Regions from separate parts of the Mus musculus genome. Here region 2 is linked to region 1. Evidence: chromatin loops called from intact Hi-C (ENCODE). Cell type or tissue: heart. All regions are shown on one strand. Each heading gives the region's core, and the rest is flanking DNA. Links, peaks and the distances in the headings are about the cores only.

The links. A loop is a pair of places that touch in the nucleus more often than their neighbours do. Peaks named below come from ENCODE experiments on the same cell type or tissue, not always from the same donor. Only the 100,000 strongest peaks of a DNase experiment are listed, where the experiment ranks them.
Region 2: a loop joins it to region 1, with 4 times the contacts of the local background. A loop is called at or near these places in 8 of 42 quality-filtered maps.

What each region holds. Positions count from the first base shown.
Region 1 is chr1:152,675,335-152,691,464 of GRCm38, forward strand. It overlaps a transcript of Rgl1 not described here. Among named protein-coding and RNA genes, the nearest start is that of Rgl1, 58 kb to the left of the region's middle. In heart, for the core only: CTCF peaks have their summits at 3,335 (motif pointing left), 6,851 and 10,407 (motif pointing left); DNase peaks (open chromatin) are centred at 2,797 and 7,637; H3K27ac peaks cover 4,458 bases.
Region 2 is chr1:152,621,194-152,637,323 of GRCm38, forward strand. Rgl1 (ral guanine nucleotide dissociation stimulator,-like 1) reads right to left here and starts at 4,024. Exons shown (of 18, transcript NM_016846.4): 1 at 3,791-4,024; 2 at 2,625-2,735. The coding sequence starts at 3,817. In heart, for the core only: a CTCF peak has its summit at 4,089; a DNase peak (open chromatin) is centred at 4,008; H3K4me3 peaks cover 1,026 bases; H3K27ac peaks cover 1,940 bases.

The sequences.
Region 1 (16,130 bases), core at 2,693-10,692:
ACTGGTATTTTATTGCAGTCTTCCCAAAGAAAAGGAATACATCTTGATAATGGACAGTGACACAAACTCTATTTTTAATGGATTTTATTTTTAATTACATGGAAGGATATGGTGGGATAAGTGCACATGGGTGTAGGTACCCTTGGGGGCCAGAAGAGGGCATCAGACACCCTGGAGCTGGGGCTACAGGTGTTTTTGAGATGCTCCATGTCAGTGCTGAGAAGAGAACTTGGGTCCTCTGCAAAAGTAGTATGGGCTTTCAATAGCTGAGTCAGCTCTGTAGCTTCTGTGATACAAATGTCATAGGAAATGTGTGTGTGCGCACGCATGTGTGCGCGTGCGCATGTGCACGTGCATGTGCACGCTCTTCACATTCTGTAATTCACAGGTTAGAAGAAACTAGCAAAAGCATCAAGAGTTTTACTCCTCAAACCCACCCTGGGCAGCTGCACATGCAGATCTCTGTGCTAGGCACACACATAATTCAGTAACTTTGTTCTCAAATCTCCAAGGCCTATGGCTCCAGGGCAAAAAGGTTGTAAATAAGCTTTAAAAGTGTGGCATAGTGCAATATAACCTGTGAAAGGCGACAGAATGAAGGGCCGGGGGTGTTGCCAAGCACACACCTAGTATGCAGCAGGCCCTGGGTGACAGACCCAACATCAGTAAGTAAGGACAACAAGAGTCGCTGCAGGGGAAGCAGGGGCAGGGAGAGGAGAGAGATTCCCACTAGGGTTTATCTATCAGCTACGTTGCCTTCGTAGGCTCTGGGTTATTGCTGGAGCCAAACAAGATGTTTTAGGAGATTATTCTAGAAGGTCTCCTTCAGCTCTCATCAGAATCTCACTCCACCCCACCTCGGTACCACATTGTCCCTTAGAATCTTGCTTTCCTTCAAGTTCCACAAATACACCCTTCTTAGGGTGATTTTTACAAAAAGCCTATCTGTTCATGGTATTCTGCTTACTTAAAGTTTTCTTGGAGAACAAATCCAAATTCCTTCACATAATAGCTGGGGCACTTTGTGCCTTTCACCTCCCTTTTCTTACACTGCTTACCACACAGGACATACTATTCCAGCCATTTGAAAAACATATACAGACCCCCAAGGGCACTCTTTCTCCTCTCTCTCTCTCTCTCTCTCTCTCTCTCTGTGTGTGTGTGTGTGTGTGTGAGAGAGAGAGAGAGAGAGAGAGAGAGAGCGCTCTGTTCCCTCCAGTCTACACCATACTAATGGGGACCCTCTCTCTCCATGTATGGGATGGATCTGTAGATTGTACCAGCCATACGACTTTATTATATTAGTTGCTTTCAGCTCCATTTCTACCTTCAAGCCCTGTAAGCATCTTGCGACTACAGACGTGTCCTATTCAGAGCAAGCATAAGTGAATGTTAAATGAATGTCAATTCATTATTGACATTTGTTGCAGACAGCCCTGGGGCTGATTATGTTTGATGTTAATTCTGTTCTCCTGTGAGGGGCTGCGAACAAGGAATGAGTCAGCACTCGAGTGATTTCCTGTAAACCTTCTTTCCACCTTAATTTATAAAATAAAGGCTAGTGATTGGGCAGAGAAAGAGGGGAAGGTGGAGCTTAAGGTTTTGGGAGAAAAAGAGGAGGGGACCACAGAAGAGGAGGAGGAGGAGGAGGAAGGAAAGAGGAGCAGAAGCACCTGGCCCGGAGAAACTGTAAGTTCTAAGGGGTCTCTTATATGGGGAAGACCATAGTGTCATGGTAGATCTGCCCAATCTAGGCGCACAGCACATGTATTCATATTAACTGAGTTGTGTTTTCATTGCCTGGGCTTATTTGGATTAGAGATTTACTGCAACAGACATTATTATCCCATAATTCCGTAACTCATGACAATCCGGAAGTAAGAAAGAGGCATTGTTTTGCTAATTCGCATAACAAGTAATAAGGTCAAGTTATCTCTTCCTTAAACCTTATTGGCTTGCTGGGCTAAGTTCCTCATAACAAGGGAACAAGTCTAGATTCAGCATGTATTCCAAGTGGCTAATATTGTAAAACGAAATTGATCATTAATTAGTTTTGTGGCTCTGGCTTCAGGGAATTGAGCCTATCTGCAAAGACAGGCCTTATGCTCATGTGACCAGCTGCCAATAAGAGTAAGTGGAAGATGAAGTCAATGAGTGGGACAGGGTGACACTAGAGAAACTGAGACAAGTCTCTACAGAGAGAGTTTTCTCTTTGGGCCTCATGTGCTCCATCTGGAAGCCACAGACAGCAAGCCTGAGACTGCTTGCTGAGGGCGGCCATGAGCTCAGTGCCAGCCCAGGCCATCACACAGTAGTAGAAACATGGAGCACATAACAGACTCGCATAAAAATCAGGCAAGTGCAACCTGCACAGTAAGAGTGGACAGAGTTCCTGAGGGGACATGCTGACAAAGGACGTTGACACAGGCAAGGAAATAAACAAGGCAGAGGCCATCGGGAGGTTTCAAGCCAAGAAAAAGGAAATTGAAAATAAACAGGCAAGATGGAAATGGACCAGATTCGTGGGAAGGAAATTCCACAGTTGTTACTGGAGATAATACTGTAAACAACAAATAATAAATCAAAACAGAGTGCGGAAACCACATGAGATGGCTTCAGCAGCATTCCCTACATGTCATGGAAATGTCGCTGGGTGAGCTAGACAGATTACAAGATCTCAGAGCAAGCACTGTACATTTGTAAGCACTCTGCAGCCCAGCGACCCCACAGCGAGGACTCTACTGTCTGCCCACAGCTGCTCTCCCGGCTCCACAGTGTGGGTGCAGGCTGGCCCATTTTCAATGCTGGCGCTGAACTCCACTTGTCCTGTCTTGGGGAAAGATGTATTTCTACACTGGCAACAGCCCCAAAGCACCGGCAGCTGAGGGGCATCTTAGAGAGGCAGCCAGCTCTTACAAGGCCCTGTGAAGTTGAAGATTCTCCCCTCCTCCTCACCGGAGTCTTTCCCACCCATCCTCATCAGATCTACTCACTTAGAAACATAAATGATGCTGGGTACTTCCACTTCAGCCACACAATAACCTCACAAGATGTTTACCACTATCTACTCTGGTGAGAAATGAGAGTCTGAGAAGCTAAGTAACTGGTAGGAAGCGGGAGGTTCCCAAGCGACCCCTCCCCATCTTACTCCTCCCCCAAGTCATTTAAGGCACTGTCTCCATCCCCTCTTCTACTCCCATGTCAGCACGGAAAGCCCATCTCTTCACCCCCTCACCCCTGCTGAACTATTCAAGTGGGGCCCTTTCATACCACCCAGGCTGGTGCCAGGGTCTCCTCTGACACAACAGCGCCCCCTGGAGAAAGGCTCACACCTGAGTCCACAGGTGAGAGCAAGCTAGGTGGAGGAGGGGATTTCTCCAGAGCTAGATCATTCCTTTTCCTCTCCATCCCTGTCTACAGTTTTGACTCCTGTAGGCTTTACACGGGCGTGACTGACTGACCTGCTTAGTCACACAGGACCCCTCCCTTAGCAAAATCCTTGGCTGGCCCACCTTCAAAGTATACAAAGAATAGGCTGAGTTGCCTATTCCTCTTTGAGCATAAAGTATTTTATACGTTTTAATTTTTCAAACATGTTTTCCTTTATGGTTTCTTTCCTCTGCTTCTTCTTAAAAAAAAAAAGCCGGGCGTGTTGGTGCACGCCTTTACTCCCAGCACTCGGGAGGCAGAGGCAGGCGGGTTTCTGAGTTCGAGGCCTGCCTGGTCTACAGAGTGAGTTCCAGGACAGCCAGAGCTACACAGAGAAACCCTGTCTCGAAAAAACCAAATTTAAAAAAAAAAAAAAAAAAAAAAAACCTCAGCTAGATGTTTATACAGTAGCTTTACAATTTTTGTAATAGGAGAACGAGAGACATCTGTGTTCCTTCCTCTCCTGTGCCACAACTTAAGTGTCCCCTTTCTTAAGGTTATAACCCAGCCTCTGTACAAACAAAACCCCACAGACGTGAGCCACTCGACAGCACCGCACACGCGACGGGCTCGCTGTAACGTTCAATGGCAATCTTTTCTTCTGGTTACGGATGAGTATAGGTCATCACAAACCTTATGAAAATCAGTTCTGAAAAGCTGACATCCTAACCTACCCAACACCCCAAACATCACTTGATCAAACTCCTGGATGGCCAGACCAGTCCTAAGTTGGAACCAGGCTGGGGAAAGAAGTGGAATGTCCAAAAAGGGAAATATGTAATCAGAGAACACAGACGCAACTTTTCTTCCCTCAAATATTAAAAATTAAAATTTCTTGAGAAAAATTCCCTGCTGTCTCCACTGCAGGAAGCAGGGGAGTAAAATTAAAACAAGAAACCAAGTGTAGAGGCAGGGAGAAGGGAGACGGACGCTCCAGACGACCCAGACAGAGGATGGCCCCATCACAAGGCAAAGCAGGGTCTCCAAGGCCACCTACAATTCTTACGTCTCTACCACCGCTAGTTTTGTTTTGTTTTTTATTAGGGTTTTTTAGTTAGGTTAGATCCAAGGATTCTGCATCAATTGAAGAAACTGATAGTAGTTTATAACTGGTGAAACAACTATTTTTAAAATATGATTATTGCTAGAGAGAAACATGCATGTCCTTAAAAAGGGGGTATTTCTTATAACTTAAATTTGTACTTTTAATATCTGTATTTGTTTATGTGTATGCGGTGTTCAGGCATATGGCATGTGGGCACTTTGAGTGTGTGTTTGTGTGCACACATGTGCACGCACACATGCATGTAGAGGCCAGAGAGTGACACGGGGTGTCTCCTCTGCTGTGTGTCACCTCACATGTTAACATAGGGATCTCCCATCATAACCCCACAGCTCAGCAAGGCTATCTAGGCAGGCTGCCCAGGCTCCCTCTGTCCCCACCTTTTGAGGCTGGGATTCAAGCAGGCCATTATGACCACAGAGCATCTACATGGGTGCTGGACATCCAAACTCTGGTCATTAAGCTCATTCTGCAAGCCTTTTACCCACTGAGCCTTCTCTCTAGCCCCTGTTTACTCTTCTCAAATACTTCCTAATGCTATCCTTATAAATATACTATTCACACATGTAATCTTAATGGCCTATCATTTCTTTTCCTTCAAAAATAATTATAAACTGGAGATGATCGCATTCCCCACAGTTATAATAAAGGTCTGAGCTCAAGGCTTCATCCCAAATGACTGCCAAGTGCAAAAGTCAATGGACAGTGGTTAATCTTAGAAACGTAAATTTTGAGGGGCAGCTTAAGGACACAGAAAATTGCTATTATTAGTGTCCGTATCATTTGATAAAAGTTACGTGTGACTGTCATAGAAAGGCAGTTTTTGAAACACAGCTTTAGGGTAAGCTATGGGCCTGAGTGCCCTCAGAAGTCTGTTTGTATTGCTACCTCCATACTAGCCTTTGCATGATAAATCAGCCTGCACTTCATTGAATTTCACTTTCTTCCTAGGGATATAAATAGGGCATAACACATCTCTCATCAATTATCATCTTTTTTTTTTCTCCTCCCTCTTTTCACTAAACGCTTTGGACGGGAAAAAGAGAGCCCCATCTCCAGAGCCTTCTGGAATGCTCTGGAAGTTCTCATCTTCCTCTGTCAGAGTCGGGCTTCCCTCTGCTCCTGCAAAGTCTATTACAAACATTAATAATACATGAGGGTTTTTTTTTCTGTGTGTCTCTTATATACCTAAACTCTTTGCCTCTGCATGAAGAGATCTTTTTATTTTTCAAATTCAGCTAGGAATGAGTCCTGCAGATATGTTTGGCATTGCCTTGCCCCACTCTCTCCCCGTGACTGTCTGACTCTGCCATTTCCACTCTCTTGCCCCTTCCTCCTCATCCTTCTTCCTAATGAGCTGAGGCCCTGTCCAGATAAGCCGGTTTGTTTATCTTTATCTTCTACCATCTCCAACTCTCCCATCTGTCAGGAGCAGCCCCTGGACGTCAGCTTGACTCACAGATTCAGAGTTAGTACAAGAGCAGCGCTGTGTCGTCAGGAGACCTGACTCGAGGCAAATGACTTCACCTTCCCTAGCCTCGGCTTTCTCCTCTTAAATGTGAATTGATGGAGACTGCAGAGACCTCCGACTTATGAAATAGTGTTCTCACTGCCTTTAAGTGGGAGCAAAACTAATATGAATTATTATTCCATATCAGTTGAAGGACTTATATTGCTAAATATAACTATGGACTTATATTGGGGTTTGACTCATCACTTACACATTGTGCATTCACTATGCAGAAATAAACAGGGAATATATTATTGCATAGCAGTGTTAAACGTCGGTTGTGTTTGATGCGGCATGATGGATAGATAAGGACCACTCACCAGGAGGCTCGGCAGCAACAGAGCAACACACACACTTCTTCTCTGGAATGCCGACTGCACTTCTGTCCTACATGCGGCAGTTTGCCTGCATTCTGTACAATGCTTTCAACTTGCCCGCTTTCCACAGTTTATTCTGACCTCCACCGTCAGACTGCCAACTCATCACCAACTTCTTACACTGCTTCAATCTCAGTGCCCCTTGGAAACACTTGTTTTTAATTAAAAGCCCTTCACTAGAATAAAGGATTAAGCAGATGCCATCATGGAATTTTGGAATAAGTGTCAATCACTGGACAACCATTTGCAAAGGAATTTTCATTACATAAAGGTCTCACTGGAGAATGAGCAAGATTGCACAACAGAATCTGAAGTCAGAACCAACTCTGGCAGTAACTGTGTCCAGTTAAATGTAGAAAAAATTAAATCGGGAAGGAGTTCTACTTGGTTCAGCTTGATTTTTTTAAGAGATTTATTTTAATTTTATGTGTATGGATTTTTGCCTGAATATGTACCACATATGTGCAGTTCCTCTGGGAACCAGAGAGGGCGTTGAAGAGGGAGTTGACTGTGACCTGCCATGTGGGTGCTGGAGACCAACTGGTTCTCAGCAAGAACAAAAGTGCTCTTAGCTGCTGGGCCAGATGACCCATTGGCCTTCAGACTGTATATTTTCTCTGAGTACTGATAGTATTTGGCAGAACTTCTTGATAAAAAAAGGAAAGAAATATGCAAACTGATCTTGTACTGCCTTTGTGAACCTCCCCAGAGAAAGGCTGCTCTGTGTGCAGCAGTTCCTGCTGAGCCCAAGAAACAGTTGGGTTCCCATCTTGGTCTCCACTCAGTGGGGCATTCTGGCAAGGCAACCACAGAGACGGGCATGGGGATCGGGAGGGGTGAGGACACCTAAGCAACTGAGGCTGAGATCACAAAGGCTCCTTCGGTGTTCTAGGACAGCTAAGAGGAGTTCTAGGGCTGTATATGTTATATCCGGGTATTATCCAAAGCTCAGCTATTGTGGATTGTGTGCTTGAGAGTTTAAAATGAGACAGAACTATAAATCACATGACTGGCCCTGGCACAAATGTTTCACAATTCTGTACACTCTGGCTCTGACTGGCTGAATACAGGCAAAAGGCAAGAGTCCTCTGGGGAGCAGACGCGGCACACCAGCAGTCGGCTTTCTTTTTCCTGTCCACGTTGAAGTGAGAGCCATTCTTCTGAGGTCTCAACAGCTCTGACAGTGACATGGACCATATGACCACCCCACAGGCACTGGACTAATACCTCACAAGTGTCACCTCAGCGACAGGGGAAGTGTCTGACCCAGAGCCTCACCTCTCCACTCCAGCTCCCCTCACAGAGCCAATGTGCTATTCACAGAAGAGTGTCATGCAGATGTCAAAACTCTGAGCTCCAGGCTGGCAAGATGCCTCAGTGGGTGAAGAGACTTGCTGCCAAGCCAGATGACCCCAACTTGATCCCTGGGACACGCATAGCAGAAGGAAAGAATCGACTCTGGCAAGAAGTCCTCTGATGTCCATACACACACACACACACACACACACACACACACACACATCCCGGTAGCTGTCTTTGCTGCCCTTCATCATGCCACACTATGGCTTTGGAGTCAGAAGGCAGGTTTCTCTAGGAGTCTTCCATCATGGGTTCCAGGGATCAAGCTCAGGTCATCAGGTATGTGTGGAAGCACTCTAGCCACTGAGCCACCTCACCAATGCCCTCGCTTAACAGAATTCTTTATAATTTTTTTGATTATGAACTTGTCATATCATGACATTTTCACCAGAAAATGCTGTGAGTATCATGATGTGCATTGTGCTCCATATATATTGGAAAAGAATGCAACCTACTTTTAATGAGACTCTCATTTGTCTGTTAGTGAGGACTCTGGAACTGTACTAACAATACTGCAACCTGGGTGGAGGGATGGCTCAGTAGTCACAAACACTGATTGCTCTTCCAGAGGACCTGGGTTGGGTTTCTAGCATCTACGTGGTTGCTCACAACTAACTGTAACTCTAATTCTGGGAGAACTGATGCACTGTTTCGGCCTCCAGTGACACCAGGCACACACATAGCACACAGACATACACACAGGCAAGACAGCCACACACATAAAAAGACATTAATGCTGCAACTCCTTTTCCTTCCTGCATGCTTTTCTCTCCTCCTCTTGTGCGGACGCACTGTCCTGTGGGGAATGCCTCTAGTATTCCTGTACATACTCGGGGGAGAAATTTAAAATTTTCATCTCTACAATCCATTAAAGAAAAAAATACATTGTTTTGAACTGAACAACAAAACACCTTTAAGCCTAAATGAAAGAACCAAAAACTAAATTTTGTTTTCACATTTTAATCAGATTGTTAAAATCCGTTTGGAAAACTGCTTTATATAGGAACACCAGGAGTGCTTTCAACACAGCCTATGAGAAAGACCTTGCTGGGATATATTAAATAGGTACTGAGTGGGAATTTAACACTTTCTTTAAAGCTGTACACGTTCCCAGCAGAATGTCTGGATTTCTCATCATCCTTCAGTCTAGAGCCAGTCAGCCAACTAAAAGTCTTCTAAAAGCTGTGTTAAGTGATTTGTGTACGTCGGCAGAACTTCTGTTTGATCCTGGATTAGGTTTTCGCTAAGGGCTATAGTTTGGACAGATGTTGCCATGGTCTAGTCGGACCATTTTATCTGCCCATTTTCCACACGCATCACAGTATTTGATAACCAAGCTGAATCACCTCAATTTCTATACCAGCAAATGAAAAATGACTGGAATGTGGGATTTTTGTTCCAGAGTCCTCATGAAATACATTCCAGCATCTGTCTGGAGGGAAGGACCATTCCACCCTCAGTCCCGGTTCACCCCAGCTGGGCTGCAGCTTCTTTTCTCTTTCCTTAGGTCATCCATTCCTCCTTGACCTTTACAGAACTGTGATGGTTAATCTTCATTACCAACCTGACCGGGTTTTGATTTGCCAAGGAAACGTATCCGTAAGTGATAGTATTGCAGACCAGCTCAACTGAAGAGGGTGACCCACCTTGAATATCACGTGACATCATCCAATAGGCTTCAGTTTCAAACTAAATAAAAGGGGATCAAAGAGGAAGGCAGTTTCTTCCCCAGTTCATCTCTGCTTCCTGACTGTAGACTGATATGTTTCAGGAAATATTAAAAAATATTTCCCACCAGCTCTCCTCAGGGCCCAAACACGCTCCCTCACTCCTGCTGCCGCTGTCATCAACTCTCTCCAGAGCATCTGGCTCGCTTGTTCTGGGAGCTGCCAGTTCTTCCTCAGTCATAAACCCATGTAGTCGGAGATCCCACATTCCAGTAACTAAATGGAATCTCCAACCTCGCGGTTGCATATCACAATACCCAGTAACCTGGTAAAATCAAGACACTTAAAGCTTAATTAACCAATCAGATTTATGTATCAATAATATCACAATTTACAAGATGCCAATACAATAATTTCAGAGCCAATTGATAATGATAAAAGCTTTATCCCAATTAATCTAACCTTACAATACCACAAGTTCTTGTAGCTGGTAAATACACGTGAGTTCACATCTGCAACAATCTTTCTTCTCCTCCTACCCTGAAATGATCCCGGTCGCTGCAACTCTTAGCTCTGCCTTCCTTTTCCCTGCCCAATCACAGACCTCCTCTGCACTAATGTAATTGGACAGGGAAAATCCTGCAACAGTAGCTAAGATATAACAAGCCACTTTAGGCTCCCACCACACCTTCTCTGCCATGATGGGTCATCTTCCATCAAGCCATGAACCAAAACAAATGCTTCGTTCTGAACTTGCTGTACCATGGTAATACAAAGGCCTTTCCACTCCTTTTCAGTTTTCTCAGCACCACAGACTAACCTTGCTATTTCCAGGAAAACCAAACAAGAACATTCTGGATTCCAAGTTCTTAACAGCGACTTTATGAATACAAGGCTAAGCTACCCTGATGCTTCCTGACTGAACAGCACTAGAGCAATCTGACTTCCAACTTCAAGGCGGTAAACATTAAGGGCCATGCTAAAACTACATCCAGAAGCATGCTGCCCCCAGGAGGAAGGAGAAGTCGTGACTTAGCAATTGACCAGCCCTCACATAAGGGGCAATAATGCAGGGAAAAAAAGTAAGTAGGGTGGTGAGAGCTCTTAAACATGATCAATGAGCAGTCAGATCCATATGAGGAGGAGGCACTTCCAAATACCAGGAGAGGTGCTGGAAGGTTCTACACAGACCACTCTCTGCAGTAAGCAATAAGTCCTTCCTAAATCGCAACCGGAGCTTGGAGAACCTGAGTGATTTTTCCAAGGTCACACAGAAGAGTCCAATTTTGAAAATAGATCTCTCTGACTCAGAACAATTCTATTCTTACACCATCTTTCTATGACCTTCACTTGCCACGGAATTGTGGTCATGTTGATTTGGGGCTTTGTGAAGGGAAATGGCCAAGTGAAGAGTCAGCTTCATGGGGAACAAAAAGCTTTGTCAACAATCATAGGACAGGGAGTTAATATCTAGAATACATAAAGAACAGGAACGACTCAACACCAAAAAGTCAGAAGATGGGCTGTGGAACTGAGACGGTTCTCAGACACAGGAAACACTTGGGAAAGTATGTAGCCTCCTTTGTCACCTGGGAAATGCACATAAAACTGTTTTTGAGAGTCCACCTCACTCGGTCTGAATGGCTAACACCAAGAAAACCACAGCCGGTGTTGGTGAGGAAGCAGCAAAGAGACCCTTATGGCTAGTCAGAGTGTGCACGAGGACGAGCCACTGTGGAAGTCTGTATGGACGTCCCTAAGGAACCCAGCTCTACCATTCCTGAGAACAGATCTGCAGACCTAAGTCAGCACATCATAAAGATACTTGCACATCCATATTTACTGCTACACAGTCACAATCGCCAGGACACAGAACTAGCCGAGATGTCCATCAAGAGACAGCTGGTGAAGAAATTACGGTGCATACACACGAGGAATTTTCCTTAGCCATAAAGAGAAAAGAATTAATGAAATCATGACTTTTTTTTTTCAGAAAAACAGAACACAAGATTGTTATGTTAAACAAAATGGACCATACTCATAAAGACAACTACTGTGTGTTTTTTCTCATGTCTTTAACCTAGATTGAAAAATGGGCGTGGCACAAAAGTACTAGGGGAATTGAGAGCAGAGGAGGAAGGACACAGACAAGGGAGGGAGGGAGGGAGGGAGGGAGGGAGGGAGGGAGGGAGGGAGGGAGGGAGGGAGGGAGGGGAGGTGGGCAGAGAAAAATGAAGCAGGATAGCACAATAAGGAGCGCGCATGAGTGAGTGTGTGAATGTGTGTGTGTGTGTGTGTGTGTGTGTGTGTGTGTGTGTGTGTGTGTGTAACTAATGAAACTCGGTGCTGGTAAACTAACATAAAAAGTTAGCAGGAAAGAACATGACTCTAACTTTAACACCTAAAGGAAAATCCTGACACTCTTTAATGCAGTAGCAGGGGAAAGGCCAAGGTTATGGAAAATGTGCTCTTGCTCTCTGGACCACCGCAGTCTACCACACTGTGTTCAGATTCCTCGGGATTCACTTGGTCAGTTCCTCCCATCCCTGGCTCCTGTCAGCTTCCTGACCCTACCCTTCCACACAAGATAAACAGCTGCGCCACCACAAGGAGTCAGAAAACAGAAGCAAAAACCCCCTTTCAGTCAGCCCTTTCACTCCTTACTCACACTTGCGGATTTTCCTTACAGGACACGATCTGTAAATCCAGTCCCTTGAAGCCTCTCAAGCCACATGTGGCAGCCATTCCAGCAGCCACTCACTGACTCCTTTCCCCTGCTCTTCAGGAGGGGGATGGGCCTGTGAGTCCCCAGGCCTCGGCTCCAGCTGTGCTTGCCAGGGATTCTGGATACCAGAGGGACCTGCCCTGCTAGTCTCACAGAGACTGGCCCTCCATTCACACAGTTTAGCTTAAACAGATGTTGGCAATCCAAACTTGTGCCCCTCCCTCCCTTACTCCTCACAGTCTGGACCAAAAGAAGGGGTAGACTTTCCCGGTTTCTTCTGTGACCTTAAGAGGAAACCCCAGGCTCGGGATGTTGTGTGTATACTAGCACAGATAGCACGAGGTTTAATGAAATCTGGTCCAATCAGTCCTCAGGTCTTATCTGAGACATAAATGCATTGATTAAGTCACCCTGGCGCTCCATCAGGAGGCTGCCTGGGGACAGTTAATGAAGTCTCCCTGTTTCTTTGCCACAGACCCTCAGAGTTGTTTAGCTCCCACTCCGGTTCCTACTGGACCAATTAGTCAAAATTATGTTCTGTACTCTCTAAATTAAAATCTGGCAACAGCGGCCCTCCGTGTTTATCAGGCTGTCACAAGTGGCCTCACATAACCACAAAGGAAATTGCAGTAAAAAGGCAGAGCCTTGGATAAACTGGAGAAGTACATTAGCAGAGACATTGATTTTAAATGCAGTCGTGTGTTTCACTCTGAGCTGTCAGAGTCATGAAACACACTCATATTATCTTAAGGAGAAGAGGTCACGGACTCGTTTGTGCTGGCCAGAATGTGTAAGTGTCTCCTGGTTTTCTTCTGGTTTTACTTGGTTGGAACTCCCAGCAGAGAGGCCCTATCTCTTCCTCTTGACATTTTTAAGGGGGAAAGGTGCTTCATGTCACAGCCAAAGTTTGTGCCAAGGACATTAACACTCCTTTGTTTGAATTACAATGACTTTCTAGAGCAGTGCAGCATGGATCCTAAGGAAGTTTCACAAATATGCCCGTTCTTAGCAGAAATTAGAAATTAGGAGGAAAAAAATGTTCAGGAATATAAGGAACTACAAGCTTCCCCTGGGCTGAAGGCAGTCCAGCAGGTCCCTTCTCTTCATGCAACGCTACCCTGTGACTCTAACGTGGGTGACATCTGTCCTTCTGATATTCAAAACTATGCCCTGGTTTTGATTTCTCATTTCATCCGATTTTTCTACTTTGTATATGGTTTATAGTGCATTTGAATATTAGACTACGATTGCATGTACATTATTAACATACAAACAGTTAAACCTATTGGAGAGGACTCAGAACATGTATGCTAAGAACAGTACTCAAATGCTTCGTCAGTCACTGCCTTCCTCAACCGCTGTTCTAACTCAGGAGAGAAACTCCTCCTTCCTGTCCTTCCTGTATCTGTGAAGCACCACCGCCCAGGTGCCCAAACTAAACTTTTCAGTTACCTTCAAGTGCTCCAGTTCATGGAGTCCCTTAGCCAATGTACCACCACATTCTATTGATGACTTCTCTGAAAGGAAGCTCAGATGAGAGCCATCTCTGCATTTGAGCACTGTCCTTACACTTCCATTGTCTGAACGACTGCAACAGATACAATACTGAACTCTGCGTTCCTCCTTTCCATCCTCTATTGTCATCGTTGTCATCACTGTCGTCATCAGCCTTAGAGTTGCTGTCTCAGAAACTCTTATAAACCATTGCCCTGTTTAGGAACCTGCAGTAGGAATGCGCCACCACAGGGCACAGTGCAGTCCTCCATGATCCGACTGACCAACCGACCGACCAACCCCTAACCTTTAGATCATATATTTACTCCACCCTACTCCGACTTCCCTACGCCCATACACTGCCCAAGAGCCTTGTTCTGAAACTGTGACCTCCCATGCCTTGGTGCCTGTGGTCTCTTACACCCAGAACACCCCCTTTCCTCCTCTTGTTACCCCACCCCAACACAACAGCCATCACTCATTAAGCACATGGACGACTCCATGACAATTGGCCTTATGGCACTTCATAATGGATTCTAACTTGACATCACCAGAATCAATAGCATAGCCAGAATTCCATTCCAAGCCAGTCTGACTCCAAAGCATAGGATTTTAACCACTGATTGGTTTTCATAGCAAATGCAATGATCACCTCCTGGGTCCCAAACTGTGTGGGGTGTGGAGGTCAACCTTGTGAGGGGAAAAAGGCTGGAGAGTGAGGCACCGCAGGCTCCTGCGACTCCTCTGCCGCACACGGCATTACACCTAAGATGGCTCCCAGAACACCAGTGAGACAGCAAAACAAACTGAGGCCAGGGTGGTGGCTACCTCCCCCATCTTTACAGAAGTCCTAACGGGTGGTGATGCTACCCCCTACTCCTTCCAAGTCACCTCATCGGGCAGGGCTTCATTGGAGCGGGGTGACAGTGTGGCAAGATATGACTGGCTAAGAAATTATAGAGACTTGGGATTGGCTCAAACACAGTACATAAGCTTATGTGCTGTGCAATAAATACAGATATACACCTTGATGCTGGTCTTGGGGGTCCGATTCCCAGAATTTGTCATGTGAGCTTATCATCTCTCGCCCACCCCCAACCTCAGTCCTGTTCCCACACCAAACCACTGTGGGAGTACATTCCTCTCCCCTGTGTAAATTAGCCATAGCACGTTTCTCACAGCACTTATGCTGCCATATTTGGCTTATCCTCTAGTAGCCAGGAGCTCTTGAGAGGTCAAGGACTACTTATGTTTCCCTTTATGTAATAGGCACCCAGCATACAGAGAGTATGCCATAGATGCTTACTGAATAAATCAGTTCACAAAGAGTTTGCCCTTCCTTTTTTCCCCCTCCGCCTACTGTGTCCCACCATAGCCTAAACATAAATGCTGAGATCACAGAAATCCCTAATGTTTGAGGTAGAACAAGTTTTATAAAAGGGAAAATGTCAACAGCTTTAGCAAGTTTTTCTTCATGGACTCCAAGAACTTGCCCCTTCAAAAACTAAGCAACTTCTATGTATGGCCTGGATTTTTATTACATCTGTTTCTTAACTTTGTGTGCATGCATGCACATACATGCACTCATGCCATGGTGCACATATGGAGATCAGAAGACAATTTTGGGGAATCAGTTCTCTCCTTCCCTCATGTAAAGCCTGGGGATTGAACTCAGATTGTTGGGTTTAGTGGCAAGCACCTTTACCCACTGAGCCACCCCCCGGCCATGCAGACTATATTCTATATTCTATTCTATGCCATGCAGAGCATATTCTATGAGTTTTGACAGGTGTGAACTCCCATGTTCCTGGAAGTGAAATCAAGACACAGAGCATTTGCTGCACATCAAAGGGCTTTTTAGCTTGCTTCACAGTTGACGTAACCCTACCCCCAGCCCCATGCAAACATGGATTTCCTTTCTGTCCCTGGGCTCGCCTTCTCTTTCCCAGGGTTTTACCCAACATGCCTACGTATCCTCTTGCATCTTGGCTGCTTCACTTACAACCTGGATTTTGAGATTCATCCACGTTGCTACATATTTAACTGCTTTGCTTCTTTTTATTGTGGGATACTATTCCCCACAAATGCCAAATGTCTTATTTATAATCCACTTGTTAATAGAGATGTGTGCTGTTTCCAGCTTGGTCACTTGGAAGTGAAAGGAATGTTTGTGCACATTTTTTATATGGACACATGTTTTCATTCCCCTTAGACAAATATCTAGGAATGGAATTGCTGGATGTGATGGTAGGTGTGTGTTTAACCTTATAAGGTACTGCTGAGACAATCAACTCAATTGGTTCTGGTACAATTTTATATTCCTGTGTGCAGTGGGTAAACTGTTCCATATCTGCTACCAAAGGTGGTAATTTCAGCCTTTGAAATGGCCCACTCTACTGTTCTAAAAAACCTGTGGCAGCATCATATTGTGGCTATAATTTCATTTCTCTGACAACAAATGAAAGTGAACCCCAGTATACCATCCTTGGTGGAGAACACATGTATC
Region 2 (16,130 bases), core at 3,622-11,621, 53 kb before region 1:
GCAGGCATTAAGCTTTTTGAAGAGCACTCCAGACACAACACCAAGACTCCGCCTACACTCACATGCTATAGAACCTCATACACATCTTTCATGTGCCACTTTACACATCCCAAGTGTCGAGCTTATCAATTAGATACACATCACCATAACACACCTTATAATTTACAGCTCAGGTTATCATTCAAAGCATAAAGAGGACCAGAGGGCTACGTTTTTCAAATCCCACACCAAGAATTATCCCTAGGGGAGGTATGCTCTAGTCTCCTTGTTCTTGTACACCAACGCTATCCTCAAGAACTACGGGAACAGCCTTAAAGCCCTGGACAGTTCTTGACAACAAATTTGTACCCATATACAAATTTAGCCTCTACTATTTCTTAACTACATGACCCCACAGGCAAGCGGGCAGATCACGCTGGGCATTATTTTCTTTGTATATAAAGATGAAAGACAGCATCATAATACCACCTTCCCCATAAAGTTGTTGTCAGATGCCAGTGCGCACGAAGCGTCTTCCCTGCCTTACCTCAACCCCATTAACTCTAAAAGTGTTCACTTTGAAGAATTCTGAATGGGTTACTGGAATGTAGGAAAACAAACACGAGGAAGCCAACTGGGTACCAAAGAAAAGGATTTCATAATTGCTGTGGCTCAATTGGTTGAGTCATATTAAATTAAGCTGGGATTTTTCAAGGACAAAAAAAAAACAGAGCTTCCTCACAGGATACCTAAGACAAGAAATCAAGTGGCATCCCAGGCTGAGAGGTCCAAGGACTGACTTTTGATGAGCAGTGTGGTGTCTGTGAGTCATTTGTTCAAAAGGAGGAGGATAGGATTCCTCTATGAACCAAAAACAAGCTTACATGATCTTTCTTCTCAATATTTCAGATCTACAGTTTACGTCAGAGCCAACCCCTCTGAACTCTATATGGCTATGGAGAGAGGCAGGATGAGAAGGGAAGTGGAGTCAATGAGCAGAATAACTGGTAAGAGTCACTAATGACTTCTGGCATCTAAAGGAAGGACGGTTTATTGGGGGTAGGGTCCCCTCTATTGCTCACACTACAGTCATTGCTACCATATCTGGCTAAATATTAACACTGCCACCCATGCAGCATTTTACATCGTTAGAAAGAGTAGAAAAGCCTGTCACAGTGGTGCATGCCTTTAATTGCAGCACTCAGAAGGCAGAGGGAGGTGAATCTCTGAGTTTGAAGCCAGCCTGGTCCACAGAGCTAGTTCCAGGACAGCCAGGGCTACCCAACACCAATAAATGCAAAGTCTATTTGAAGGCAACTGGTTTAGAGCTTATTAATCATTTACAAATAGCCACACAGGTCAAAACCATAGCAACATCACATTGAAATACTGTATATATACATAAAGCCCCCAAAAGCAACAGAGTGGTTGGTCAGCAGTCTAAACACAGTTAATGTTAGGATCATGTTCTGAGTAAGGTGCTTGCTCAGTAAGTAAAGACCTCTAGTGTTCACTGAGAAAGTGCCTAACTTTGCAGACTACATCTTCAATGTCACTAGCAACTTACCATCCCGGTCAACAGTGTCCTGATCCAAGCATAGTGGCAGGAAAATCCTGACTTAAGGCAGGTTGAGAAGGTCAATGCGGGGGTTGGGGGAGATCCAATGTCAGCAGCCACGGCTAAGGAAGATAGGGCTCCTGGCTTCCTGCCTTTGACTATGAGTCTTACAAGTCATATTGCCTCCGCTCCTCCCAGGAAGCCCCGTGCACTCCGCACTCATCTGGGAACACTGCTCCAAACCCTGTGTGCTCTGAAACTAAGGTTAGTAGGCTGCGATGCAAGCACACACTCCTCAGTGCTTTGAAGACCATTACCCACAAGTCCTGCCTCTCTTCAGACACCGCTATGTTCCTCCCTGTGTCATCTGTAACTACTCTCTCTCCACTCTCCCACATGTTCCTGATCCCACCGCCAGGCTCTCTGCCTTGCATAGTCCCTTCATTTGGGATGTGTTGAAAGATTCATTGGTCGAATTAAGAACTCACATGACCTTCCCCAATAGTTTATGGAAAGCAGATTTTTTCCGAGTGTCTGCCACCGACTCCATACTCTACAGGCAAAGCCCCAAGACTAAGTATATATCAGTCTACTCCCATTCTACAGAAAGGAGGTCACAATGGGAAACCTTGCCGCCCCTCAAAGGAAGCGGGTCTGAATGGCCTCTGAACTTCTGGGAGTGGGGACTGGGCTGTTGGCATCACTGTGTAAGGAGGAGAGAGAGAAAAGGTTATCTTCTGGGCACAGCGGTTTATGACACATGTAGAAGCTAGTAGTGCTCTCTGACCAGGTCTCTGTGTGTCTGTCCTCTTCTGCCACAACACCCCCAGCCTGTTTGCCAAATACCTCAAGATGTTTCCGGAAGGTTCTGAATTATTGACAGACTTAGGGAAGATGCTTAGGAAAACACAAGTCCTAAAACAGACCTGTCCAGCTAGAGCAAACACTTGGCCATCAGCAGTTTCCTTTTTAAGACTAAGGGGGAGAAAAAGGGGATGGGGGGGGCTACCTTGGCTAAATAATAATGATATTCACAGAAGAGCAAAGACACTGTTCCAAAGTTCAAGATCTCGGAAGCGCTACTCACCCCTAGCCATCTCGCTCCTTTATTGGCCGCCTGTTGAATCTGGACTCTTTTGAGGGTGACATGGTAAACAGCTCCTTCCTCTACCTCTTCACCCCAGTCCTGAATCGAGCTCTGCCAGGGACAGGATAAAAAGAAAGAAAAAGAGGGTCGTAGTGTGTGTTGTTGTTTTCTTCCCCCTTGGCTAACCACAATCTATCCCAGCTGCTTCCCTGCTTACAAAGGCTCTCCAAGCCTTTGAGTAAATCCTCCAAACAGAGCAACACAGGACACCCTGCAATAGGCAAGGCTGAGATTTTCTTGGCTGGCAGCCTTTTCCTGCGGTATCAGGAGCCTCCGACTTCTCCCTTCTCTGGTCAGTTACTTTTCCTAACCTAGCCACGTATCTTAAATCATCTTTTCAAGTTTTTTTTTTTCCTTCTTAAGGAAACTGTGGTTTAGTCCTGATCAACTCTGTCCACTTAAGTGAAAGGAAAAAATAACTCATTTGCAAAAACAAGAGTTTATACTTCTCAAAGTACACAAACATTTGAGCAATGTCGATGTTAAACTCCCTCAAACAAGTGTTTTAATACCAAGAGCCCTCTTTGGGAAGTGAAGTTGTACCTCTTTTTCTCCTCTTACTATTTTGAAACCCAAAAAAAAGTTATGTGGGGTATGGAAAGTTTTTATTTCCAGAAAGAAAAAAGGAAAAGAAAAGAAAAGAAAAGAAAAGAAAAGAAAAGAAAAGAAAAGCCCCTCTGGCAAGTGCCGAGAAAGCAAAACATCTTCATGCAGCTTCCACTGAAATTTACACAGCGACCCCCTGGATAGCCATGTCGCCAGCTAAACCTCGGATCTGTGTTAAAGGGCTGCCGCTGGGAAGCAGAGCGCGGCGCCGCTCCCCCAGACTGAGTTCTGTCCTTTCCAAGTTCTGCTCTCCTGACACGCATCTGCCTGTCCCAGACACCCCGCAGGCGATGCCTGAGAACACAGGCATCGTTTCTAGGGAGAAGAGGCACAGAGAGGGGAAGGACACAAAGCAGAATGAGAAAGCTCCTCTTAGAGAGTGGGGTCCGGGTGGCTCTGATCAGTTAGACAGTGCTCCAACAACCCGGCCCGAGAAAGCGGGAGATGGGACGAGTCCCCCAGCAGAGAAGCGTCAGGGGAAGGCGGGGAGCTGGCGTTACCATTTTAGCTTGCCAAAGTAATTTCATTCTCAGTTTTCTTTCCGGCACACGGACGCTGCATGGTGCGCCCTGCTCCGAGGCGGTCGGGGCGTCTCTCTGGCCCGGCTCCGGGTCCCCGCGCTTCCCACGCGCCTTGCTGCCCGACTGCCGCCGCCGCCGCCGCGCGCGACCGGGCCACAAAGGAGCGCCGGCCAGCGAGCAGGCAGCCCGGGAGCCCGCGGCAGCAGACTCCTCCCCGCCGCTCCGTGATGTCAGGCTTTCCTGTTTGTGCTTGTGAGCGCACTCTCCCTTTCGGAAGCCCCGCGGATCAAGGGAGCAAGCAATCGTTTCTCCAGCTCAGAGTGGTGGGGAAACGATGCTTTCAAGTAGACCGCTTCATCGGGGTTTCCTGGTGGCCACCAGGTGACAAAATAGAACCATGTGTGCCATGGGACATGTGCGCAGCCTCCGTCTGCTTTACTGAAGGAAACTGTTAGGGATTAGGGATTCTTGTGTGATCTGCTTGCTATTTGGAATTTACAGCAATTAAATCAGAGTCCCCTCGATTTGGGGGGAAGATTTTCATTAGGATAAAGTCAAAAGCTATCTGGGTATCTAAAAACCGTGCCCAGCGGCTCTACCCTGCCCCGCACCTGCAACTGCCTGGACTTGTTCCTACTGCCCACTCTTGTTTGTGGCTTTCTTGCTTTTTTTTTCTTTTTTTTAAACAAAAGGTGGTCCTGGCTAGCCTTGAACACTTAGAACTTTTCTGGCAATCCTCCTGCCTCTGTCTCTTGAGTGCTGAGATTACAGGCATGCATCAACTCCACCACCCAGTCTGATAAGGCTTACTGGCTACTGCTGGTGAGAGCAGAGAGTTTTGCAGGATCTGACAGTTTGTGACAGAGGCCATAAGTGGTCCTAGGGGTTTCTGGAGCCTCTGTGAGTAGCCATGGGGGGTGTGCACTGTGGGGACACAGAGGGATAATCACTGTAGGGAAAGCCTTTCAAAGGACAATGCTGAAAAGAATTTTATCTTAACACAATAGTCTGTGGGGGACAATACATTACACTTTAAAAGATCTAGTTTCAATAAATCAACAGCAAGAGATAGCCCATAGTCAGGTAGCCAAACTGTACCTGTCAGAACTCCACACCAATTACAAAAATGTCATGTTTTACACATGTCAAACTGAAAAGGACCTCCTCCAGATTGCTGTGCTGAGCTTTGGTTAGTACTGAATATACCATGAGCTGAAAAGTTAGGCAATCAGTGCACTGATGTCTCCAGAAGGGCATCAGAAATGACAGAGGCTACACCAAGCAAGCAAAGGATCTCTGCACACTGAAGGATGTCTTCAAGTCAGTCAAACGCTCCTCATAAAGACCCATGCTTCAGGAGTTCAAGACTGTAGAGAGAATGATCTTTTACAACCAAAGTGGATGTTTCTATAATTTAAATATTAAACACACATACACACACACACACACACACACACACACACACACACACACACACATTCCTTCTGCTGTGCTCAGTACTCAGAACAGAGTGTCCCAGGAGCCAGAGGGAAAACATGTGGCGGCCCTACCTCAGGCTTCTTATCTGCCTCAGGGCCCCAGGTCACACCTAGATGAGTCTCCTTGGTGATTCTGAAGACCTCAAGAGGCAGCCCAGGACAGATGAGCAACACTTCAGTTAATTTCACCACCGCTGTAACCTAATCTGTGCTGCAAGTTTTAAGACTGTTGAAAAACTTCTTCACAAAAGCAGTTTCTTCTCCAGAAATTCCTGGGAAAGGTGGCTTGGGCCTCACAAGCCTCTCAGGCTGTAGCTCTCCCTTCTTCTCATCCTATTGACTTGGGTTCTGGCTGTAAAGGGAATGACAACAGAACCCAGTTCAAGCCCAGCCTTCAAGCCCAGCCTTAAGAGTGGAAGTCAGAGTACATTTCCATGGCTTCCCTCCGATTTGCTTCCTTGGCTACAAAGTAGGACAAACCTCACAGAATTTCAGAAAGGGTTAAATAAAGAAATGTGCAAGTCACCTAGTGCACGGAGAGCTGTCCAGAAGGCTCCATTTTCTCCCTACTGCCCTTCCCCCTTAGGAGCTGTAGGCCGGAACTCCATGAAAGGCTGTCATGTCTGCAATGTACAGAAATCTGAAATGATGTCTTCCAAATTATATTCAAGCTCCAGAGAGACATGCCAAGAATGATTATTTGTGTTTGTTCCTGGGAAGGTGTGATTTTGTCACAATCCTTTTACGAAGGAAAGAAAAAGATGAAAACCAAATAGCTGGACTTATATGATCTAGAACTATCAAATGTTGAAGTCAACAAGGGCTTTTTCCACTTATTTTAAACTATTTCACTTAAAATGAGCGATAGGCCCCAAACACAGGATGCTGTGCACTGCTGCAGGGGACAGAAAAGGATAAAGATGGGCTGGAGCCTGCTCGGGACTCTGGGACTGATGGGGAAGTCTAGCAGTGAAGTGTCTGTGCTGTTCCTTTAGTGTGCTCCCTGGAGCCGAGCAGAGGAACACTCAACTGTGAACCTCTTTTCTTTAGCACTTTTAATCCAGGAAGAAAAAAAGTAAAGCTGTGGCTGAAAAAATTTTTTCACTTATAGGCAATGTAATCAATATTACCCTTTTGCTAGGGTTTTTGGATTAAAGTACTAGCTACAGCGTGAGGAGCATACGCCTATAACCCATTTATCCATCAGTGTGAATTGACTCAGCTAGTAAACACCTTACCCTAGACTCAGACCACCAAAAAACATTTCTGAAGCTTTGGTGTCTGACTCTGTTTTTTTTCAATAAGTTCGTTTCCAAGTATCTGATTCTACTTGGTGCTATTATGATTGGCTTTCCTAATTTTAATTTTAGGTTGTGGTGTGACAGGTGTGTGAATGTGCACAGGTCACAGGAAAGGCACGGTCACGTGAGCTGGCTCGTGCGAAAGCCAGAGGTTGATATCTGGGTGCCTTTCCATAATTGCTTTTCAAACTCTCTGGGAAAGGGTCTTTCACTGAAACTCAGTTTGGGCAGACTGGTTGAACAATGAGCTCCCAGGATCATTCGATGCCTGCTCACAGCCCTGGAGTTACAGGCCACCCTGCCACATGCAGCATTTACACGGGTTCTAAGGTTCCAACCTTGGCAAATACTATGTCCACTGGGCTACCTAACCAGTCATTTCCGCCCCAGTACTAGGGATTCACAATTAATGTTTGAACTTTGGTTCTGTGTTCTGTTATTTTAATGTACTTGTCCATTAGTTCTAATTGATCTTCTGTTGATATAAACAATTAAATAAATACCTATTTGTAATCTTGAAGACTTAATATGTTAACCCATATGTTAAGTCCATGTTAACCCAAACTACCAACCATCAGAAGCTCTGAACAGAGGATGACAAGAGGAACGACATCAAGGCAAACAGCTTCTGCCCAGCAGAGGAATTCAGCCAGGCAGAAAAGGCAACCTACAGAATGGGAGAAAAAAAAATTTGCAAAAACACATGACCAATAAAGAATTAATATCCGCAATAGAAAAAAGAGTCCTATAACTCAATAGCAAAAGAATAGCTATAATCCAATTCAAATGGCCAACAGGCCTGAGTAGACATTTTAGAAAAATTTTATAAAAACACCCACAAGTAGATGAACACATATCTTGTGTCATTCACCAAAAGGGAAAAGCAGGACAATGAGGAGTATTACGAAAATGCTATACTGTTTTGTACACTAACTAGAAATAAATTTTTAAAGGAAAGATGGAAGGGGGTGGGGAAGGAAGTGTTGAGGTTCACGTGTTAATGAAGATGCATACTGTATACTGTTGCTGGGAACGTAAGCAGTGCCCACTATGAAGAAAGTATAGATGTTTCTCAAGTTAAAAATACATAAAATGCAGCATGCCAATTGTGGCATTTATAAAAGAATGTATTTCCAGATCTCTAAGAAACGCTTTACACTCCCATGTTTATTGCAACACTGTTCATAATGGCCATGCTACCGAGACGATCTGGACGCCAATCAACGGATGAACAGATAAAAGTAAATGTGATGCAGTGGAGATTCTCCAGCTTTTAAAAAGACAGCAGTCCTTTTAAAGAGACTACATGGGTGGAACTGGAAGATGCTATGCTAAGGGAGATAGGCCAAGCTCAGAAAGGCAACCTGAGAGCTCCCGTCCATGAAGTCACCAAACACACAGAAGCAGAATAGAGGGGTGTGCCTGGCAGGGCTGGGAGTAGAAGATAGTGGTCACAGAATGTGAGGTTCAGTTATAGGAAATAATTTTGCACTGGACCTAAGCTACTGTTGCCTGAGTGCAGACCCTATGTTAGTATCATAGCAACAGTAACAATGGGGCAGGAAGAAACATGGAAGAAAATGCATCTGTCCCTGGCCTTGATGGTAATGATGGTTTCATGACTATGAACTGATCTCCAAGCTCATCAAATATAAAAAACACTAAATATATACAGCACGCCACATGTCACTCATACCTTAATGAAGTCACTTAAAAACCTTGCCTTAAAGATGACAATGCCATGTGAGATGACTAAAATTAGCGAGACCTTAGCTCTGTCATCCCCAAACTCAAGGCTAGACTACTCTGGCCTATGCCCAGTCAAAAGTTTAGAGGAAAGCAGTTCTAAGAGAGGAGTAGCAGCAATAACTGTGGGAAGGTGTGTGTTACACCTTGCCTTACAGTGGCCAAGTAGCAACTGTCTCCACCCACCCACAACTACTACCTAAGGGCAGCCTTTCCTATTCACTGCTAATAGATTTTAAATGAAACTGGTAAGAGGCATTTGCAATAATTTTATTCATAACTAAACCTTCAGCTACCTCTAGGTCCTTAACAATCACTTGGAAGGGAGATATAAGCAAATAAAACAGATACTTAACTTTTAGCTCCAGCAATATCTAAGTGTGGCTGCAGCTACTCCATCCTATGGACAGCCCATGAATGCTCCTCCCTGGTCTTCAGGTTTGGGGGCAATGTTGCTTAGCAATTAGCTTCCCACGCTCAGTCTCCCCGTGTCAGCTGGCCATTCTGTTCGGGTTGTTTCCAGCTGTGAAAACTGGGATTGGCCTGGGGGTGCAACTCATTGATAAAGTGTGTGTTTAGCATGTACAAGGCCCTGGGTTCAATCACCAACTCTGAAATAAAATAAAAAAAAATTTTTTTTAAAACCCTGGGGGTGCTGCATTCGCCTACCTTTTGCTTGAACTTTCAACTTTGCTTTGCAAGGGATACGGAGCCAGTCACGCTTGGTTAAAGATGAATGGTCCTTTAAAACCTTCTTAAGCAATAGACAATTGCTGTCATTTTCTGAGCCCAAACTGACCTTATTAATTATCACAGAAACACTATAAGGCATCAATTCATATTCTCAATGTTCTGCTATTAGATTATTCTATTCATGTAAGCAAATTATGAGCATTTTATACAGTCCTATTGCAACTAAAGAAAAGGCTGCCCTGAGGGATGGAAAGTAAAGCCAGAAGAAATACAAGCAAATACCATTCAACCACTGCCAGGCCCGAGACAAAGGGCTCCTACAGCCATATCAGAAGATATTTTTCAACTAATATTTTAATCATTTGTTGGTGGTCACTCTTAATTGTTGGTGATGCTCACTTACAGAGGAAGATAGCTTGTGGAATACTATTTGTGCCTGGGGCTAACATAATTAATGCCTCATCTAATTATAGATTTCTGTAAAAGAAAAAAAAAGGACACACAGCTGGCAATGTGTCCACAGAGATGAAAAGATCGGCTGAGACATGTCGCCAGGTTCTGGGTGACACACAGTGAAAGAGTCAGAGGGCAAGGTGAGTAGGTGACCTATGCTTCAGGTGAAGGCTTTGGCCAAGAGTCTGGAGCATTATTGGCCAATTAGCCGGATCACCTTTTCCCCCCAAAGCTAAAGTCATAAGCATGGCATTGAACTAGTAGTGAGCCTCAAGTAAAGAGACTGAAGTGGCAAAGAGACATGGCTCTTCAGTCAGAAACATCTAGAGCTGAGGTCTAGCCTGACCACTTCACTCTGAGGCAAGACCCAGCTTAATCCTACTGAGAAGTTAGGAATATAAACACTTCTGTCATTGGCCTGAAGTAGGAGTTAATCATGATAGTCAAGACGTCAAGACGTCATTCAGCACAGTCCCCAACACCATGGTTACTACTCAGTACTATCAGCAGTAGGGGCTGCGTGTGTTAGGTTAAAGAATTGCAAAGACTATAGGAAAGTAATGATGCTAAAAAGTCAGGTTTCTCTTTTAAGTAGCTCAAGATTCTATAGCTTGAAAACAGAATTTTGTGATACAAAGATCACAGCAAGAGCCCTAAGTGTCACGCCGTCCAATCAGTGAGCAGCATTTACTGAGTTGCTACAACCCCAGAAAAAGGCTGAGCTCAATGTTCCTGCCTATTCCAATCATTCTCTCCCTAGACAGAGTGATCTTTCCAAATAACACTGCCATCTCCCCCTGTCCTTTACCCCCTCCAGTGGTTCCCTATTGCCAAGGATAAAAGCCTAAATCCTTCCTGTATCCCATATAGCCTGGCTGTGGCTATACCCTCCCTCTCCTCATCTCACTGTGCTATCGAATTCCATGTTTTTGACAAAGTCATGGCATATCCAACCTCTCCTGCCAAAGAGCAGGACGGCATTTCCCTTATGTGGGACATCTCAGCCTCTTCTTCTTGCTCTAGTTAAATACCCATATTATTCATTTGTGGACACAGTACCATATTCCTATTTCCTTATAAATCGATCACAGCTAAACACATGTACTGACAGCTCTAACCTCTTTTACTAGACTGTAAGCTACAAAGGCAGGGATGGTATGTAACTTTAATTTTTTTTAAGGCTTACTTTTAATGATGGTTTTAAACATTTTCACCTCTCTTTTAGCCCACCACCCACCAGAGGTAGTGGGGAAGAAAGGATATGGGGGAAGTGAACCTGTTTAGAAAGGTTCTTTGGAGCAACATTAGTCTGAGTTGTCTGGAAATCAGCAGTTCAGTTTGCAGGTTAGCAGCGGCAGCTCTATCTACTCATGGATACACCAGCAGTCGAGCTCAGTAGAGTGGGGGTAGCAAATATGAATCAGCAGTGGTGGCATGACCTCACAAGATAGCCAGGCCATAGCAAAGGCACAAGTCAGCAGGAAAGACCAGGAGAAGTTCTTGGCTGTGTCTCAGCAAATAGAAGATCAGTAAAGACTCAAGACAAACAAGCGTTGTACACCTAGATCTATATGCAAGCCAAGCTCAGTCTCCATCACTGTTTGTAGACTCCAATTTATATCCTCCAAACATCACATGTCCTCCACAGGTCGTGTCTCAGCACGGGTCCTGCCTCAGCAGGTGCATCTGTGTCAGCTGACATCACTCTGCCAATCAGCCAGAGTCTGAGGAAGCAGCAAGAAACTGCAGCACACCACCAGAAGTTTTTTGGTGCATTTCTTTCTATGGAGTCCTGACAAATGGAGCTCAACTACACAATGTAAGGAAGACCAATACATGCGTGTTGTTAGCAAAGAATCCTTCATCACTTGTCCTTTCACGTGCTTGCTTTAGAAGAACATCCTTTCACCTGCGTCTGCTTCAGTGAAATGTTCCTTCATGTGTTTGTGCCAACTAACACCATCTAACACAACTGACCTTCTAAAGAATCCTTAAGTTTCCACTTCAGTGCTGAACAAACAGAGACCTGCTATGGTTATTAGCATTACAGATGCCAGAAGTAACTAAAGAGAGAGATGACGTGGCAGGTAGATGAGGGGGCCATGTTGTAAATTCAATAAGTGACTGGTAAATATGGTTGAATGACTAATATTAGCTATTGTCACTAAGATAAAGGTATTTGTTATACTTTAACAAGAAAGGAAAAGTACAGAGGAAGTGGGTGAAAAGGAGTTTCGAATGCCAGAAATCAGCAAGTAAAATTAACAGATAGGAGCAAGCAGGGCAAGGGGACACAGAGAGGATGACACTCTGTCAGGCAGAGATGACTCTTGAGAAGCCTGTCAGGGGATGGAGAGATGACTGAGCAATAGCAGCACCCACTGCTTTTACAGAGGACCAGTGGGCAGCTGTGACTCCAGATGCCGGAATCCATAGCTTCCATGACACCTAAGCTTAAAATGCACATAGGCACACATGTGTGTGCATGATTTTAAATTATATATTTAAAAAGTTTTAAGTCTTCGAGGAGGGAAATGGGAAGGGAGAGGCAGGGTGGATATCATTAAGATGCATGTATGAAATTGTCAAAGACTAACTAAAGGTATTCCTTAAACTCTTCAGGTAATACAGTTTTTCTTACAAAGGCTGTTGTCACATGGCTTGGAAGAAACAAATGGGTGCAGGGGGGACCATGTGGTTCAAAGGAAACAGAAAGAGGTGAGATTTGAACCTGTGGTCCAGGAAAACAGTTTGCAATTGAGAACTGCTAGGGGACAGAATTGGATTCTCCAACAGTGTCAGCATGTGCCAACGCAATGCAGGTCAGTGTGCCTGTCCCTCTAAGTCTGCTTGTCTGTTTTGCTTTTTGTTTGTTTGTGTTGGTTTTTTTGTTTTTCTTTTTTGAGAGAGAGAGAGAGAGATTAAGTTGGGTGGATAGGAATGTAGGAAGAATCTGTACGAGGAAAAAAAACAATCAAAATATGTTGTGTAAAAAAATAATAAAAACATAAAAAAGATAATCTGAAATGACAAAAGAGCACAGCAACCAGATGATTCTAATGCTGGTTCGTAAACTAGCTTGTGAGGAGAGAAAGGACCAAGAGAAGGCTGTGGAAGAACGCTCTTCTAAATTAGCAGCTGCTCTCAGAGGGACACAAGGAGGGCTCAGAAAGGAAGAAATGAATCCGAGGATATGAGAGGAATACATTCTGCAACTGATGACAGGTGGCATGGGACAAGAAAATGAGGGTGGGGGGACTGGAGAGATGGCTCAGCGTTTAAGAGCACTGACTGCTCTGCTAGAGGTCCTGAGTTCAATTCCCAGCAACCACATGGTAGCTCACAACCTTCTGTAATGGAATCTACTGCCCTCTTCTGGAATATCTGAAGACAGCTACAATGTACTCATGTACATAAAGTAAATAAATATTTAGAAAGAAAGAAAGAAAGAAAGAAAGAAAGAAAGAGAGAGAGAGAGAGAGAGAGAGAGAGAGAGAGAGAGAGAGAGAAAGAAAAGGAAAGGAGAGAGGAAGCAAATAAACAAATTAAAGGTAAAGCTTTAGGACTGGAACTCTGAGAAAGCAGGACACATAAATAAAGATACACTAAGAAGAGATTCGGCTTTGGGAAAACATTGGCTCAGTCCTTAGGAGAAAGACACTAGAGATAGTGACAGAGGGATGACTGAAGAGAGGGAGAGCTAACGATGTGTCAGCCCATATGCAGGGGAGTTCACACGGGTGGCAGAGAGCAGGGGTGAGGGTTGGAGGTGGAGCATGCAACCTATCTCATAATGTGTCTCACAAGAAACAAAAACAAAAACAAACAAACAAAAGCGAAACACAAAGGACCAGAGAAGAGAGCAAGACAGGAGGAAGCCAGAGTGGGCGGTAGTAATGGGAAGAAGGCTCCCTGCACTCACAGATCCTCAAACCCAAGCCAGTGCTGGAAGACAGACAATGGACTTGTCATTATTTCAAACTAACTTTGCCCTCGGCCATTGTTGCTAGATGCTGCACAGATTTTTTAAGCAAGCTCTATTTTGAAAACCTGCAAATGTTTTTGAAAAAATTATCGCAGTTATTTTATGACACTCTTCAATAAAATGTAACCAAAGTTAATTCAAAGCCTTAGTGTGGTCAGTTACATAACAGCAGAATTGCTGAATGGCTTAGACACTGTGTTTTCCCAGAAATATTTGTCTTCTGGATGAAACCAAGAATGGAAAGTTCCTGGCTTCAAGAACAACGTCTGAGAAGGTGGAAAGAAAAGAAAAGCCTACATAATGGGAAAGAAACCTTAACAAAAGTTAACCAAATTGCCGCAAATGTGCTAGCTTCTCTCTCGGGGAAACAGAAATGCAAAGAGAAGTGGGTTTCACACTTTAGAAAGCCGGTTGTGTAGCCATTAGAATACCCCCACTTTCTTAAAACAAAGGGGAAAAAAGCCAGAAAATGTTTCATACATTGCATTGCCGAGAAAACCTTGGTGTGTATTTACAGTTCTCAGTGGCTAATACTGATCCTGCTTCTTTTAAAGCTTGAAGTGAGACCCTATAACAGTTTGCTTTTCTGTTGCTGTGATAAACATCAGGCCCAAACCCAACTTGTGGAGGAAAAGGATTTATTTCATCTTATAGCTTACAGTCCATCATCCAGGGAAGCCAGAGCTGAAGAGGCCATGGAGGAACACTGCTTGGGCTCTCTCAGGCACCTTTCTTATACAACCCAGGACTACATGCCAGGGGTGACGCTGCTCACGGTGGGCTAATCAAGGAAATCTATCCCACAGACTTACCTACAGGCATTTTCTTAATTAAGGGCGCATCTTCCCAAATGACCCTATCTTGTGTCACATCTACAAAAAAACTAGGCAGTGCTGGCCTACAGGATGGAACCTGCCCTGCTTGGGGTGGAGGGCAAGAGGGGACGTTACCTTGGCTCACTTGGCTTCTTCTAGGTGACAGAAGAGCTGCTGCCCCTACAGCTGCTACAGCTCATTCCCAACTACCTGGTTCTCCCTTTGAATTCCTTCTCTAGGTGGAGGGGTGACAGTGATGGTGGTGGGTAGGTGTCTGTCTGTCTGTCTGTCTGTCTGTCTGTCTGTCTGTCTGCTTGTATGTGTTAGGGGAGTGGAGAATTGATAGAAGAGACCCTCAACATATACCCAATGGAAACAACCTGTAAAGAGATGATGGTCCTCAGCCAGGCCTGGAGATACAGGCCTGTAATCTAGCAATGTGGGAGGCTGAGTCAGGAGGATCATAAATTCAGGCCGACATGTGTTACAGATGACTGTAAGGCCAGCTTGGGCAAATGAGTGAGGCCCTGTCTCAAAATAAAAAGTTAAAGGGGGCCGGGGCACTTGGGCTCAGTGTGAAAGAGTGGCTCGCCTTGTATGTGGAAGACTGGGTTCAATCCCCAGTAATATAAAAATAGAGGAGGAGGAGGAAGGGGAAGAATGGCAAAGAGCTACCCCAATAAGTGACATGAGTATTTAGCTTTGTCCAAAGGGATTTCTCACCTCTATCTTGCCAGGCTGCCCACCTGCTGGGTTGGTATGTCGTGGGCCTTGGTACACAGCACTGCCAGGCTGCCCACCTACTGGGCTGGTGTGTTATGGACCTCGGGACAAAGCATGGTCCTGACTTTAGCTCATGACTTTATATCAAGGAGCAGTTGACAATCTTGGCACTAATCCAAAGTTTCTGGTCTTCTCATGGGAGGAAGCTCAGGAGAAGGTGGAGGCAAGGACTAGGAAGCTCTCCAGCTCGGCTCTAAACATCCACACCCCACACTGAAGCAAACCCAAAGGACCCAGAAAGATTAGAATAGGTCCCCAAGCGGCCAAAAGAGTGATTGACTTTGGGTGCAGGGTTCAAGAATTCCAGGACATAGTCAGCCTCTCTAGAAAGGGTCAAGGAAAGCACTCCACTGGGGCAGGAGACAGAAAAGGCCTCCGTGACCCTTTCCTCACGCCAGCCAGTTGCGGCCTGTCTCTGAGAAAGAAAGGGAGGAGGTTTTAGTTGTTCAACTTGTCAAGACAGCCAGACCTATACTCTAGCCAATATACCCATTACACAGAACAAAAATCGATAGAGATTAGGAGCCACTTGACAAGAGTAGATCACCACATCTCCAAGAGAGGGATATTAGGGTCTTGGATTAGGTCTTGAGTTGGATTTTAAAGGGCTTTGCCTAATTATTACTTGAAATAAAGCCTTGCTGAACCCTTTGCTAGATATCTCAGACTGAGCTGAGCCTCACGGCTGTGATGCCTCACTCACAGTACTAATGGAGGAGGGGACAGTCAAGCAGAGCAGTCTCTTACTGCATGACAGAAGCTGAGAGAAGACTTACAGGTGCCAGGCGCAGGCCCAACACACAGCATTTAAAGAGAATTCTCCAGAGAAAGTGATCTTTAAGGTGAAAGCTGTCTTGGTGAAGCACACTTGATGAAAAGAGGGAAGGAGCCAAGCAGATGCATGGGACAGAACGGGAGCCAGCGCTCTCTTCTGTGGTGGGCACCGCCTAGACCACTGTGGGTCTGAGCAGGGCAGAGAAAGGAGGGTTTTCCCCGTCTCACCACTTAAGCTGAGACATCACATATACCTTCTCTTGAGCTCAAACTGGAGCTACAACCCTTGTT